Regions from separate parts of the Homo sapiens genome. Here region 1 is linked to region 2. The links are chromatin loops, found by intact Hi-C in ENCODE. Cell type or tissue: Panc1. All regions are shown on one strand. Links, peaks and the distances in the headings refer to the core of each region. The heading gives the core; the rest is flanking DNA. Region 1 overlaps CPED1 (cadherin like and PC-esterase domain containing 1). Region 2 has its middle 150 kb from the start of FAM3C.

What was found. Peaks named below come from ENCODE experiments on the same cell type or tissue, not always from the same donor. Only the 100,000 strongest peaks of a DNase experiment are listed, where the experiment ranks them.
Region 1: a loop joins it to region 2, with 6 times the contacts of the local background. A loop is called at or near these places in 29 of 110 quality-filtered maps.

Annotation. Positions count from the first base shown.
Region 1 is chr7:121,121,789-121,130,137 of GRCh38, reverse strand. It overlaps CPED1 (cadherin like and PC-esterase domain containing 1), which reads right to left. Exons shown (of 23, transcript NM_024913.5): 8 at 5,665-5,807; 9 at 4,246-4,318; 10 at 2,881-3,048; 11 at 1,652-1,756; 12 at 1-13. Among named protein-coding and RNA genes, the nearest start is that of CPED1, 140 kb to the right of the region's middle. In Panc1, for the core only: a CTCF peak has its summit at 3,098; a DNase peak (open chromatin) is centred at 3,047.
Region 2 is chr7:121,543,879-121,552,227 of GRCh38, reverse strand. No RefSeq gene overlaps it. Among named protein-coding and RNA genes, the nearest start is that of FAM3C, 150 kb to the right of the region's middle. RefSeq lists an enhancer at 6,726-7,925. In Panc1, for the core only: CTCF peaks have their summits at 4,303 and 4,502 (motif pointing right); DNase peaks (open chromatin) are centred at 4,567 and 7,297; H3K27ac peaks cover 2,547 bases.

The DNA of each region.
Region 1 (8,349 bases), core at 73-8,072, 420 kb after region 2:
TAGATGGGAAGAGCTGAGAACACAAAATATCAGTATAAGTTATGGAAAACAAATTATAATGTAGTATTACTATGAACAGCCTTATACTTAGTCATTTATTTAAAAAGTCAGATATTTGTTAAAAATCCATTGGTCAGTACCATAAATTAGTTTTCTGCAAAGTTGTTGATGTAAATGCCACTTTTTATAAGAAACTAATTTTGTTGATGATCATATTTCCAAATAGGGTGAGTTTTTTTTTTTCTTTTCATTGAATATAAGCGGATTTCTCTTTCCTGTTACAGATACCAGAAGACACATGAATAACAGAGTTAGGCAGCAGGAAGAATGAGAGAGCCTCTTGGGTTACAAATGAATTATGTCAGAGTGAGAAATATTAATCTTCCCCTCTTTCCCCCGCAAATAAAAATCTGTGGTTATCTCCTTTCTACTGTGAGAACCAGGAAATTGGAATTTTCTCTTTCTCTTGCAAAATAATTATTTAGTTCTTCCTCAAGTTATGATGAGAAATGTTCTCCATAGTAACAGTATCTAAAGTTATAAATTCCTGAAGAGCAAGGCAGATCCCTTTTATTATCTTTTTATAGTATTTAGTCAAACTGTTGTGAATGTAATACTTATACGTTTAAAATAGTTAAAATGATATTGTGCCAACTCAATTATCTTTGGGGAAATTAGCTTACTCTGAATCCTCCAAAATTTGGGACCAAATTAGAAAAAGGAGTATCAAACACTCATTAATTAACTTAGTAAGTTGATTAAACTCATACAAGTAGTGTATGTATGTATATATATATATACGTATATATATATATATATATATACGTATATATATATATATATATATATACATATATACACACACACATATACTTTTTACAAGTAAGATAAATACTTGAGTGAAACATCAGGGTAATAATAAATGATTAATGATTAAGAATGCTATTTCAAAAAGATATTTCATATGAACAAATCTTAGGTGGAAAAATACAAATTCATTTCAGTCTATATAAGTATCAGAACTGGAAAGAAAACAAGTATTAAACATGCATTTCACACTCAATAAATTATCCTTTGATACTAACCAAGGAATTAACAAAATACATAGAAGATAAAATGAATGCCTTTTTTAAAAGATATAAGCCAGTAAAAGTTATAATTATTTACATTTTCTTTCTTTGAAGTTTGATATAGAGTTATAAGAAATTAAGGTTTAGGCAGTCTTCTAAAATATTATTTTCAACTCTATATGATTTTACAAAAACAAAAAGGGTATAATAAGCAGAAATAACAAGGGGATAATAAGCAGAAATAACTTTTGGTTGCATGTAAATGTTCTGAAGCTAAAAGTAAAACTTCTTCAGAAAAATGTTGGCATTTTCCCCTTGAAAACTGTCAAATTCTGGCAGCTATGCTAATCCCATGTTCTTTTACCTTTAATAAGTCACATATTGTTTGCAAACTCTTAAAGTTATGCATATAAATCTTGCTCATTTTGCTACTTAGATCTCTGAAAGAGCAAAGTAGCTTATAAAGATTTCTATTTCTTAAAGAAATACTTAATCTAGTTTGATGTCAAAATCAGGTAGCTTACAGTGATCTACTCTAATCCCAGTCACCAAGAAAGAATCAAATGTCACTTTTGCTTTACCAGTTGGAATTGTCCCAGACTTCCAAGTTCCTTTATGAAAGTCATAATTGAGTTAATTTCTTCTAAGGACAGACACTGATTTAGTTCCTTTTGATAGTTTTCACCCTGTATTGGTAGGGGGAAAGAACTTAAGCAATTGTTAAAAAGTCAAACCATGTTCAACCCAATTACCTCCCATTTCATCAACCAATCAGATTTTGAGTTCTATAAACAACTGAGCTAATTAATGTTAAATAATACATAGCAACTTCAACTTGTCACAGTGGTGTCTGAATATAAGAAAGCTTCATATCTGACAGGGAGGACCTGGATAAAATAGCTCAATGATGCTTTGGTAGTGAGGTTGGGGAGATGCTAACGTGTTATAAAAATCAATCCATGTTATTTTGAAGCACTCTGCTCTATTCATTGGCATTTGCCCAAACATGACAATAGATGTGAATGCTTAAAAAAAAATAGCATTATAATTCAAGTCCTCTGACGTCAATCTGGAGCACTCACTGCTATTCTAGACTGCCTCCAAAGAGTTCTAACATTTCTTTTAAAGTATACTATAATACATGTAATGAACCTGCACATGTACCCTCTGAACTTATAAGATGAAAGAAAAAATTAAAAAATAAAAAAGTATTCTGTAGCATACAATACATATTATTCATAATATCCACAAACATTTCGTAATCCCAGCACTTTGGGAGGCCGAGGCAGGCGGATCACGAGGTCAGGAGTTCAAGACCAGCCTGGCCAACATGATGAAACCCCGTTTCTACTAAAAATACAAAAATTAGCTGGGTTTGGTGGTGCATGCCTGTAGTCCCAGCTACTTGGGAGGCTGAGGCAAGAGAATCTCTTGAACCCAGGAGGCGGAGGTTGCAGTGAGTCAAGATCGTGCCACTGCACTCCTGCCTGGGTGACAGAGCGAGACTCTGTCTCAAAAAAAAAAAAAAGAAAGAAAAAGAAAAAAAGAAAAACAAAAAGAAAAAATAAGAAATTATGAACACTATACTTAATTTTCAACCCATAATTTTATCATAATCAGTCACTTACATACTTAGTTGACATAAAAATAATCTTAGTCCAGAGGTCAGAAAAAATTAAGAAGTGTGATATAATAGATACCAATTAATTTGAAGTGAATTATCAAGTTGCTGAATTGCAGAATAAGGAGAATGACACCTTCTAAGGAATGACTTGAAAAAATATTTATCAGTACACAAATATGCACTTACCTTGAAAACATCTGATCTATAAAGTCTCTGAAATATCTCAGAAAATATGGAAAGTGATGATTCATTAGGGAAGAGAAAATTGAAAGTGTCATTTAAAAGGAATTCTTCTGTATTTTGGTCCTCAAAATCCATATTATCATAATCTTGAAAATTTAAATGCTCGTGTACCTTTGAAAGAACAAAAGCACAGCAAATATTTTTCATCGATTTACTTTTAAGACAATGGAATTACTTCTAAGACATGATTTATTTCCTGTTGGATTATAGATCAGAACTGACATCTAGTGGTCTTTTTGGAAGTCAACAGTTTTATAAATGTGAGTAATTTTTTTTAAAGATACAATTTAAAGATACAATTATTTAATGTACAGTATAAGAAAATTAACTAATATAAAGTCACATTAGTTTATCTCGATACCCTTTATAGCTGAAGAATATGCTTTCATGGAAGATAATACATAACATTTCTTTCTGAACAACAGATTTTAAAAAGCATAATACAAACTATTAGGTATGCATGCAAAACAATGAAAAAATGAGTATTTAAAAGTGTCAGTTAATTAAGTTTTAAATTTTTATGGAGAAATCTTGGAATTATTTAACCAAATGTATGAGCCATCTATAATGTAATTGGCTTACCGGAATAATAGTTTGAGGACACAGAAATGTTATACAAAGCTATATTCTAGTTATACATAATTTTATTTTCCCCTTCTTCCTTTTTTCCCACCCTGTATTCCAAGGTAGAACTTTCTATAGACTAATTTAATAAATTATTTTTTATGTTTTTGCCTCTAAGGGCTATGTTAGAGGAAAAACAAAATATGTTGGGGGAGATAATATGAATGAGTATATTTAATTTGAGAGGAAGGAAAAGAATCAAAATGGGCAAAAACACTTCACTCTACACATATCTATATCAGAAAAAAAAATTCAAAAATTCCCATGGTTTTTTTAAACTAAATATAAACCAATTTTAAACTAAATATGTATATGTAAAAAATAAAAGTTATCTTTTTATACCCTCATGTGAATACGCCAGATAATCTGTTACTTTCTATTATCTACACATCCTCTTTTTTCCTTTAATGCATACTTGACTTCATACCACATTTATTTCACAAATAGTACTTGAACCATAGAAAAATTCATGTTTATTTTACAGAGACACATAGGCAGGATTGGACTCATAGATTCTCCACATACTAGTTAATTGTCTGAACCACAGTGAATATAAGCCTACAGTACTTTTGCAAATTGCTATTTATTGATTGGTTACTATGAATGAAAACAACAACAACAACACACACACACTGATCTCTCACCACAAGGTAGAAGCTCACATGAGGCCTTTGGCATACTGACCTGGAGCACTACAGGGTACATGAAACTGCCATAACCAATATCAAAAGTTAGAAGTTGAAAGCAGAATCTGCATCTAAAATGAAAACACAAGGTACCATAAAAGTAAAGATACATGCACATGGATGTTTATTAATGCACTATTTATAACAGCAAAACTTGGAACCAACCCAAATGCCCATTAATGATAGACTGGATAAAGAAAATGTGGCACATACACACCATGGAATACTATGCAGCCATAAAAAAAGGATGAGTTCAAGTACTTTGCAGGGACATAGATGAAGCTGGAAACCATCATTCTCAGCAAACTAACCCAGGAACAGAAAACCAAACGTTGCATGTTCTCACTCATAAATGGTAATTGAACAATGAGAACACATGGACACAGGGAGGGGAACATCACACACTGGGGCCTGTTGGGGGTTGGGGGGCAAGGAGAGGGAAAGCATTAGGACAAATACCTAACGCATGCAGGGCTTAAAACCTAGATGATGGATTGATAGGTGCAGCAAACCACCATGGCATATGTATACCTATGTGACAAACCTGTACATTCTGCACATATATCCCAGAACTTAAAGTAAAATAATAATAATAAAAACTATATTCTCTTGCTACATTTACTCTTATTTGGTGTCATATTAATAATCACTATTGTTAATTTTCAATATATCTACTAATTAAAAAGAGCAGTGGCTTGGATAATGTAAAATTACATGTGATAAATTTTTGGATTTGGATTCTGTTTTATTTCTTATAGAAAATAAAAATATACCTAAATATTCATAACACATTAAACTAAGCAATAAAGTTAATCCATGGAAACCTAAATACGAAGAAGAAAACTCTCCTACTCCTACATGCTAGGTACCTATTCACATATAAATTATGATAAGGTTTAAATTGATGTGCTTCCCCCACTTTTTGACGTACGAGATTTAACATTTCCTTAGAACAAAGGCAATAAGTTATAGTCAAGTAAACAGATATGGGAATAGGAGTTATTGAATTTTCTTAATAAAGTTCTTCATTTTCTCCTCTGCATTATGAAATCAGTGGGATATTTGAGAATGAAATTTATTATGTATAAGTAAAATTATACCTAGTCAATGCCAAGTATCTATGATAGAAACAGTTGCACTTGAAAAGGCGGCTGCAATTAAAAGATTAACTTTGAAAATGCGCACTTTACTTCTTGTTACCACTATTTAGATACTACTGAGTCTGCCACACGTTCTAAAGTTTTAGGATCTATAAATATGGCCACATATGTTTAGAAGATCATGTTTGTATATTGACATAAAATTTTCCAAGTACCACCTACTTATGATAATTAAGATACATTTCCACCAACAATTTTTAAAAGATAGGTTGCTTTCTTTCTTTTCTTTTTTTTTTAAATTAAAATTTGTTTTTTACCTATGGAAGGTCTTTGGTCCCAGAGTAGATGTTTCACTGAATACTTCAGCCGCTAGCAGTAGTTTGCCAATTGCTTCCTTCATAATGTCAAAAGCCTGTTGAGGTGAACTGGCTCTCAGGAATGTCTCAAAAAATGTTTGCAGCTGTGAACAAAGTAAAGGATTCACGTGTTAAAACAATAGCCTCAGTTTGTCTATCATTTTCAAGGTGACCAATTTGAAGGATTGTTCTAGGTTATCTCTACTTGTCACACCCAAACCCCACCCTCACCTAATCAGTAAGTTTGGTAATCTAAGATACAGGTATATTGAAAGAGAAAGGTTTAAATGTCTTGTAATTTAAATTTCTTTAGAAATGCCTACTCCATTTATTTTCCTCATTTCACAGCATCTAATCGTGGAAAATGCAAGTCTTGTCATCAGAACTCCAAAGTTTCATTTGTAACTCTACTAACTAGGTGAGCTGGGCTTGCCACCCACTGCTCAGAATCTTTGTGTCCTCTTTAAATTGGGATTAATATCTACCAACAAGAGAGATGTGAAGCCAAATTAGAAGAAAATGTATTTGAAAGTCATGTTAAAGTATGAAATTCAAATGTTAGTTTTTTATTATTATCAATTTTGGGGGCATATTAGAACAAAAATAAATATATCAAAGTTGCTTCTTCCTCATGCCATTATTCTGTGCCAGATCTAGCCAACCAGAGAAGACTCTGAGAGAATCCCAGTGTCCTGTTAATGTTTTAATTCTTAATTATTTCATGTGATAGGGCAGTATTACAAAAAAGGGGGAATGAAGCTCAATTGTGTCATCTTAAAAACACAATTGTTAGTATCACAAATAGCTGTTTTTATTTGCTTAAATATTAAAATGACAAAAACAAAACTACCTCTTGAGGATGCTTCATATCAAAGTTCAAGTGAATATTTTTTAAAAATATAAAACAAATCTCATATTGATTCATAAACTTTCTCTGGATAAACATACTCTTTTAAAGATGAAGAACAAAAAATATTTTTTGAAAAAACATGCAGCAGGTATTCTATTAATGTTTTTTGGAAAAACAGACTAAATCTATCCAGACTACACAGGATTGCAAAGTGAAAAACTTTTGTTGCTATGATAAAGAAGGACAAATATTGGCCTGGATTGCCTGTGGAAAAACGGTAAATGTGTCTTCTCAATGCATAAGCAAAATTCCCCCAAGATAAACAAATACTGGCTTCATAAACTTTCCAGTTGAAAACAGAAACCTAATAAGATTACACATAGAGACCCTAAGAATGCGTCATTAGTATTTGGCAATTGGGATGTTCTTCCATTTTACTAAGGAAAATAAATGTAATAATTGTATGATTGAAAGAAAACAAATTATTGCTAACACTAAAAATGTTAACACCCTTGATTCAAAGCAGAGTAACATTATGTTTTTCCAAGTAAAAGTAACTCATTATATTTCATTCCTTTCACCATATTATGTAGAAAGGTTTGTGTGTGACATTGTTGCATTTTTCTATTTCAATGTTACCTGAATATCACAGAGGTTAAGGTTAATAATATATGAAAGTTGGAAATGTCTATGTAGCATATGAGATAAGATAAATTATAAGATTTTATCTCCATGAGGAAGAATAATTAGCAAATTAATGTCTTAGGGTTGCACTTACTTCTCTAAAATGAAAATGATTATTTCTTAATTTCTTAATGTAGCAGTGAGCATTTAAATATGGGATGCCATTCAATTCAACTTTTAGAGAACTGTAGCCTTTAGAAAGCCCTGTGTTCTGTGCTTTGGGAGACAAGTTGCATAGTACATAGGTATTACCTCTACAGACTCTAGAGGTAAAAAGGTCCAGGTTCAACTTTGGTTTTGTGCCAAAGTTGTGAGACTTTGTGGGATTAATAACAGTGCCTACTTTATAGAGGTATCCTTGAGATTAAATGACAGAATGTACATAAGGAATTCCACCACCCAGCACATCTGTATTCAGTACATGTCAGCTCCTTTTATTTTCTATTAATTAAAACAAGACAGCCGGGCATGGTGGCTCACGCCTATAATCCCAGCACTTTGGGAGGCCAAGGCGGGTGGATCACCTGAGATCAGGAGTTCGAGACCAGCCTGGCCAACATGATGAAACCCCATCTCTACTAAAAATACAAAAATTAGCTGGGAATGGTGGCACACATCTGTAATCCCAGCTACTTGGGAGGCTGAGGCAGGAGAATCACTTGAACCAGGGAGGCAGATGCTGTAGTGATCCGAGATCACACCAATGCACTGCAGCCTGGGTGACAGAGCGAGACTCTGTCTCAAAAAAAAAAAAAAAAAAATCCAGATGAGTGTGATTTCTTCTTTTTAATTCATTCAGTATAGTGGCAAGCAAACTACATATGCTAGAAATTAAAGTAGAATCACGCGAGTGCTTCATATGAATTTTTAAAAAATCATAAACTTTCAAAGTCTCCAAAAGAAGGCACAACTTTTATCAGTTCTTGTAACTAACTCACTTAGACTAACTAAGTGAACCACTTTTTTGAGTGTCCGGTTACACTGCAATTTGTTACTCTAATTGTATTTCCTTGGTCAAATTACATGAGTTCTGTGAGTCTCAGTGCAGAATGACAGAACTATGCTCAATGATCTCATGAGACAATGACAAATCTGAAATTATTTGATGTTAA
Region 2 (8,349 bases), core at 102-8,101:
CTCAAAAAAAAAAGGTATTAGATACCTAAAGTATAAAACAAATAAAAATAAATATCAGAGAATCTATTTTGATATAAATAAATGATTGAATAAATTAATAAATGAGGAGAAGAGACAAATCTCCCATGCAGAAGATTCCAAATTATTTCCATTGATACTCCACCCTCTAGGAGGTGGCATAACTCCCCACTCCTTAAGTGTGGGCAATGCATAGTTTTTTCCTTGCAAAGACTATAGTTATACAAAGGGGGAAAAGCACAAAACCTCACAATGAAGAAACCTGACAAACACTGCCTTAGCCAGGTGATCAAGGTCAACATCAATAGTAATAAATCATATTAATAGTATGCATGTACCCTTATATGTATATCTCCTTGCTGTGATGTGGTAACAACGACAGTTTACCTCTGTTATTTTCCTTCCAATACTCATAATCTCCACATCTAATTATGAGGAAATCATCAGACAAACTCCAATAGAAAAACATCCTACAAAAATACCTGGCCAGTACTTTTGAAAAATTGTGAAAATGATCAAAAACAAGAAAAGTCCAAAAAGTCATTACAACTAAAAAAAGCCAAAGGGGAAATGACGACTTAAGGTAATATAGTACTTTAGATGGATCCTTGGAGAGAAATAAGACATCAGATAAAAAGTAAGGAAACATGAATAAAGTAGGAACTTTAGACAATATGTAAATATTGGCTCATTAATTGTAACAAATATACTAATGTAAAGTGTTAACAATTTGGGAAACTGGTGCAAAGTATATGGGAACTCTTTGTACCATCTTTTCAAATCTAAACTATTCTATAAAATAAAGTCAATTTTTTAAAAGTACACAAGAAGAAAGTTGATGATACTAATTAAAACCTATTTAACTGATTATTTCAGTTTTTATTTTTTTATTTACTAGCTATCTATCAAACTTAGCACCTGAAGAAAAGGGCTAGTGGAGCAGATCAATTTTGAAAAGAAATAGAAATTGGCAAAGTTGAGAGCTGGGAACGTCACCCAGGTGAGAAAACAGTGGGTGATATGGTTGAGAAGAGTTGTGGAGAGAAACAAAGATAGACTAAGGAGTACTGAGAGAGAGGAAGGAGGTGCTGAGTGGATCTTGGAAAGAAAGGAGTCCATGCAGGGAAGGGGGCCTGGGTGGGGGAAGCCCAGCCAGAGGTCGCACAGAGGGGAGAAGCTGGGGCTTGTGAAAGTCAAAGCTCTCCCTTTTCCTGAAATCTTACATTTAAAACTAAACCTACAAATGGAGGGTTGAGGGATGTTAATAATAAATCACTACATTCTTACTACAATAATTTCTCTTCCAGCTCAGCTATACTTGATTTTTATCTGAACCGGACTATAATCCCCATCTGAATGAAATCTAGGCCAGACCTTCAGTCTTTCTCTGCTTTCATTTCTCAGCCTTCAGTGGGACAGATCCAGGTTTTAAGTGGTCTGAAATGTATATAATTTACAAATATGAATTTAGATGTATAAATCAATTTTTATTTAAAACATGAAAGGAAATTATAATACACAACACATTTGGAAAAAAACTATCAAAAAAGGGACAATAAATATGTTATTTTTTCTGGCACATTTCTACATGCTTTGCCACAGATGAATTTATGACTCTGTGCATGGTGAACCTTGCTGCTTCTCCACTACCCACCGCTTTCTGGTGCTGGAGGTGGAGGACATATGCTCTTCATGATATGAATCCTGGCCAAGCAACTTTGTGTCAGCATAGTGAGTGTAGGAGTACCCCAGGATGGCTGGCAATAACTATACACAGAAGTAACTACAAACCACAAAAACATATTCCTCTAAGTCCGGATGAACTCAATTTCCCCTCAACTAGATCTTAGAAATACCCATGGCCACTCCAATTGCACCTGACACAGGATAAGAGGGACAAAGGGGAAGTCAGAGTGGACAGAACCAAGGTTTATAATAGATTGCAGTTAAAAATCTTACTTTTGGCCAGGCACAATGGCTCACACCTGTAATCCCAACACTTTGGGAGGCTGAGGCAGGTGGATCACTCGAGGTCAGGAGTTCAAGACCAGCCTGGCCAACATGGTGAAACCCCATCTCTACTAAAAATATAAAATTAGAGCGGCATGGTGGCGGGTGCCTGTAAGCCCAGGTACTTGGGAGGCTAAGTCAGGAGAATCACTGGAACGCAGGAGGTAGAGGTTGCAGTGAGCCGAGATTGCACCACTGCACTCCAGCCTGGGCAGCAAGAGTGAAAGTCCATGTCAAAAAAAAAAAATCTTACTTTTGCAGACATATGAAATGTGTTTTAATTGCCAGAGCACTTCCCAGAGCCTTGTTCTGGCTCCAAACTTTTAGCTTCATTACCCGCAACAGTGAATTTGCCTCTATGCACCCAGTAGTATCCACTGCATATGAGTATGATTTCAGGAAGCTGTGAAAAGGCTGAGCCTACCAATTTGTTCATCCTTTTTTTTTAATGAGGTAATCAGAAATTGTAGCAGAGATCTGTTTTAATCTTTATATATTGAGGTAATATTTATAACTGATAATATACATACATGTAATGGCTTTGCTCAATAAACACTAAATAAGAGTGTGTTTGTTTGTTTGTTTGTTTGTTTGTTTGTTTTTGAGATGGAGTCTCACTCTGTCACCCAGGCTGGAGTGCAGTGGCACCATCTCAGCTCACTGCAACCTCTACCTCCCAGGTTCAAGTGATTCTCCTGTCTCAACCTCCCAAGTAGCTGGGATTACAGGCACCTGACACCATGCCCAGCCAGTTTTTGTATTTTTAGTAGAGACGGGGTTTTGCCATGTTGGTCAGGCTGGTCTCAATCTCCTGACCTCAGGCGACCTCCCAAAGTGTTGGAATTACAGGCATGAGCCACTGCACCCGGCCATAAGAGTGTTTAAAAAAATTTAATTAGGAGGTCATTGGGCTGAGGTGATTCTAGCACCTTGGGTTCCTGTGTAAGCAAACTCAAACCCAATTCAGTATAAACGGTAAAATAAAACTTTAACTAACCCAGAAATCACCAACTAACCTCTAGCTAGGACTTTCCAGGGGAATGAGTTGAGCGAGGCTACCTCTCCCCAAATGTTTCCTTTGCCTTGCTCCCTCATTCACCTTATAAAAGTACCTTTGCCTTTATTGGAGTCCCCAAACCACTTGCAGTCTGGAAGTACCCAGATCCATGGATCACTAAATGCTCAAATAAAGTCTTTAATAGAGTTTTTAATGCTTTAATGTGCCTCAGTTTACCTTTCCACAAGTGCAAAATAAAATATTGGCCTACGTCAATGAGTTCATGGCTGTGCCACCTGTGCAGTCATATGGGGCCACTGTGCTCAGAAGGGCCCTGCATTTGATTTAAGATTCTTTTGTTGCCATCTTGAAATTCCTTAAAATTTTTGAACAAAGGGGCTTGCATTTTCATGGTGCATTGAGCACACCACTGCAAATTTTGTAGTTGGTTCTGATTGTGAATTCTACTGTGGTATTTGTGGAAAGAGCTTTTTGGTGTTTATCAACATTACTCTGTCAGAAAAATAAGAGTAAATGTTTATCAGATAAAGTCTTGTCATATTTCTTGATCATTAACTATTTAAGCTTGCTATGCAAATCGTATCTATACTGTCATTTGTGCTAAAACAGCAAACCACCAACAAATGCCTACATGCATAAGATGGCACTGCACTCAGCAACCTGTCTGAGAGATGGAACAAATTGAAGATTCCCAATGCTCAGGTGATTCCCTGCTGTTCCAGAAGCTCTTGATTACACATATGCTGAACTTGGTTTACAACAGATAGAGCTTATGTAAGGAGGAATTGAAGGCATTTTACACTTCTGTATATTTTTGTCTGAGGTAAATTTACATATTTTATACCAGTAACTCTTGGAGAAAAGGTGTCTGTGATATTAGAAGTCAAAACACTAAATGTTTTTACATTCAGCACCTCTAACCCTGATGTTTTTCAACTTATTCAAAGCCAACTTCATCCTCTTCTTCAATATTCTTTTCCTCTAATAGAAATATCATGTACACATATCAAGTCTGTTTTCCAAAAGAAAACATCTATTCTTTTGTTTTCGATAAGAAATTACTGCACCTCCAATTGAAATGTCAAATAGTCCTAAAGAATTAAGCAAAATGATTTTTCTTCTAATTTGCATGTTACAACATGAATTTTAGGTTAACTTGTAATCTCAAATGTATATTCTAACTTTCCATTAACTTCAGTTGGAAATGTATGCAAAATTTATTTGAAGAGAAAATGGCACCAGAGGTTGATAAACATTTCAAGGATAAAGGTACAATTAAAATGTTCAGTGAGATCCATATCTGCATTATTAAAATGATGTTACATGCACATCAAGGTTACACAGTGATTTTTCTTAGTATCTGAGGACAAACTTCATAGTGTAATAAGTGGAGGTTGTTCTACTGCCTATTTTCTGCAGAGTAAGTGTCTCCTGGGTTTACAAAGCATGAGTCAAATATTGATGCTATTGCTTGTATATCTCACCAGATGGCGCTAGGAGCATCTATAATAGCTGAACATCACACACTAGCGTACTGAAACGTCAGAATTTCCTTAAATTGAAGAATATTTCATTTCTGAAAGAAAAAAATATTTAAAATTACTTGTGAACAATTTTGTCTACCTATTTATACATAGACAAATTCACATCTCTCAAAGTTTTTTTAAAAATCACATAATTCCATTGGAAATAGTGTACTTTTTACCTTATTTAATCATTGCCATTTTTTCAGAACTGGTTTTCCTTCTTTGCTTAGGAACATCTCTGATGATTATTCTGCTCCTGTAGCATTCTGCCAAGCTGCAATGGCTGCATCTGTAGTACCATAAAAGCTTTTTCCCCAAAACATGTGTAAACATCTGCAGGAAAATTAGAAATTGTGGCTGATGGAAGGTAAAATGCCTTATCTAATGTCAGATAAACAAACATGCCTTATCTAATTACCACATTGAATCCAAGTTTTCAGCCTACATAATCAGGGGTCATTAAATTATAGTTTTTCTGACTCTAAGACTCATTATATGAAGCAACCGTTGAAGTGGGTTGGATAATTGTGGCTTCAAATAAATAAAGTGGAATCCTTTATTTTGCTGATGTTGGGAAACAGCTTCTAATTTCCAAACTCCTGGCCCTCTGTTAAATAGCTGAAATTTTTTAGTATACAATTTCCACTAGTGTATAGGAGAAATTTTTTTCCCTACCCACTTATTATTTCACGAAGATGTCAAGGTTATGGATAAAGTGAATATGCAACTAGACGTCCACAAGGCTGGAGTGGACTCTCCCTTAGTATGGGTAGAAGGGTAGAACTGAAACTCACAGACAGCCCGGAGGAGGACAGAGACAGACCTACACAGGTGAGTCCAGAGAGGTGTTCAAGAAGGCAATAAGAAGTTTAACAATTGCTTGAAGTTTGCAATTAGACCAGATGCACTCTCTCTCATAGGTGGCTCCAGGAACTTTTTTCACAATACCTTGAAGACAAATCTTTTGGGACACACATATGTCCTTATTTATTAGCACTCATTGATGTTTTGCACAGAACTGCCTTGTAAGAAGATCCTTCCTGATTAAATGTACCAAATAATTAAAATTTTATTTTGGTTTTCAACTTTGTTTTGATTCAACTCTTCATTTATCTCTCTATTTTGCTTAATCTGAATGCTGGTTTATGCAAAAATTTTCCAAACAGCATTGAGTTTGATTTCTGGGAAAAAAAATCTGAAATTTTGGAACGATAAGACATAATTTGTAACATTCAATAGGTTTTATACGAGTACAAGGCATAGATGTGTGTTTGTCTTAATGAGTTCTAAAATTCACAGAATATTAAAAATTCACAGAATGTTTACTAATTTCTGAAGAATTATCATCACTGAAGGCATGTAAGATGTTAGGAAAGCATAAAACTCTATCAGTTACTAGGTGTGTGATGCTGAGTGAGATATTAACACCACCAAGCCTCAGTTCCTTATCTCTAAAATGGAGATAATGCCTACCTCACCAGGTTGCTGAAAGGATCAAATAAATGTAAATGTCTAGCCCAAGTCTGTCACTTATTGGAAGATCAGCCAATATGATTTCCTTCCTTTCCTAAACTCTCCTGCTCAGTCAGAGTAACTGGGGTTTTCTTAAAAATGGAGAGGCATGCAGTAAGTAAGACATGTTTAAAAATAATAAAACAGCATTTATTTTGTAAATAGGCAAACTTGCTGTAACTGAGCAGTAAAAATTGCTTTTAAAAATGTGTAATTGCCTATCTCTGAAGTAGAAATTATCCACAGAATATATTATTATCTGTCAAAGTCTTGTTTGATGGTTCTTTATTGCTTTGTTTCTTTTACTTGTCTGGAAAGTAGAAAGAAAAGGGAATGCAACTCTCACTAGCACCCAATCACTGATGCCGCCCAGGGAATTATTCTCAGTACTGTTGAAGACAAAATGCATGAGACAATTGAGAAGGTGATATTATTCCAGCTAGTGCCATAGGGAGAGTCCCACAGATCAGAAAATTACAGTGTCTCTGCAGAGTGGATTTGCCTTAAGGCATTTACAGGAAAGAGTAGACAAATTGCAGGTGTGGGGATTCCCAGCTGTATTGTTTTGCAATCAGAAGAGGTCTCTGTTATTTAAGTGGGCAGAAAATGTTTATTTCTGTGTCTTGCTAGTTCAAAAACAAACAGTTGTAACCTTAGCTAATCATTCATGAGATAAAGAATAGACGTTTGTAATTTGTAATCCCAGCACTTTGGGAGGCTGAGGTGGGCAGGTCACTTGAGTCCAGAAGTTCAAGACCAGCCTGGCCAACATGGTGAAACCCCATCTCTACTAAAACTACAAAAATTAGCTGGGTGTGGTGGGGTGCACCTGTAATCTCAGCTACTAGGGAGGCTGAGGCAGGAGAATTGCTTGGACCTGGGAGGCAGAGGTTGCAGTGAGCTGAGATTATGCCACTGCACTCCAGCCTGAATGACAGAGTGAGACTCCATCTCCAAAAAAAAAAAAAAAAAAGGAATAATGGGACATTGGGTAGAGGCAAAGGGAAGGGGGAATTTATACCTGGCTTTGTCAGCAGGTTCAAACAAAGGTGAAAAGTGTGTGTTTGGCCTTGTCACAGGTAAACAAGAAAGCCATTTACAAGCCTGATGGGGGTCACAAGAAAGAATGGACAGTGAGTGCTATGTGAGTCACATGGAGAAGGGTGATTCATTTCCTTAAGCTGTTTTTCAGAACACAAAACGGTGAGGCATTTCTGAAAACAAAAAGTTGGTGAGATTTCTTAACCACAACTATTTTCTGAAAGCATGAGGCTCTGGAAAAGTTCAACATTGTTAGTCCTCTTTCCCTTTTGATCAAGACAGATAAATTTCATTCACTGTTGCACAAGTCAAAGGTGGCCATAAATCTCCTGAGTGAGGTGAACCAGGGTAAAAGAACTATGCTTGCGAGGACTCTTAATGACATGATGTCTTCAAAATTAATTAAATCACCCATCAAAAAATAAAATTACAATGTATTTAGTTTAAATTTATAATTGACTTTTATTTTCAATTCTAGAATCAGGGAACACCTCATTCTATAAAATAGAGTGAGTGTTCAAATGAACTGAATGGAGGAGGTTAGATTTATAGAATGAAAAGAGCCAAAGGAAACAAAAAGAGAGAATAAAAAACAGACTCATCCTTTCAACGTTACTTTCCTTATAGGGTTCAAACAGAGGAGGCATCCTTATTATGCTGACTCAGGTACTAGAATCTGCTGGGGGTTTTTTTTGGAAAACTGACCTGTTGGAAAGTTCAGTTTGATTATGTGGCACTTAGCCCAAGTAACTCCATTATAATTTGGTCTTGTCTGCTAGGGCCTAACACAGGAAACTAGTCCAAAATAATGGCCTCCCATAAACACATCTATTGAAAGGTAGAGGCAAAGCTCAGTTGTTTTAGAGTCCTAGAGATCAGGCATCTATATGAAAAATAAAAAAAATATATATATATAAAGCTGGATTAAAGTAAAGACCCAAGAGTTCAACCCTGAGAAAGTTTGGTCCAGTGGATTCCAGAGTCAGTGGATGAAAACCTTTTGATTATGTAGCACTGCTTATGGAGTTTCTTGAAGTTAAGAAGTTAATGTTCTTGGTGATGTTGTCCAGTCTTGGTTACTTCTCATGTAAGGTTATGCATGACCTGAGCATTTCAGTGAGCTTTCTTAGTGGCCTAGACAGTAACTTGCTCAGGGAGAAATTCAGTCCATTATGGTCTTCTGTGGTGATAAGTCCCTCAGGGTATATATCAAGTCATCAGGTT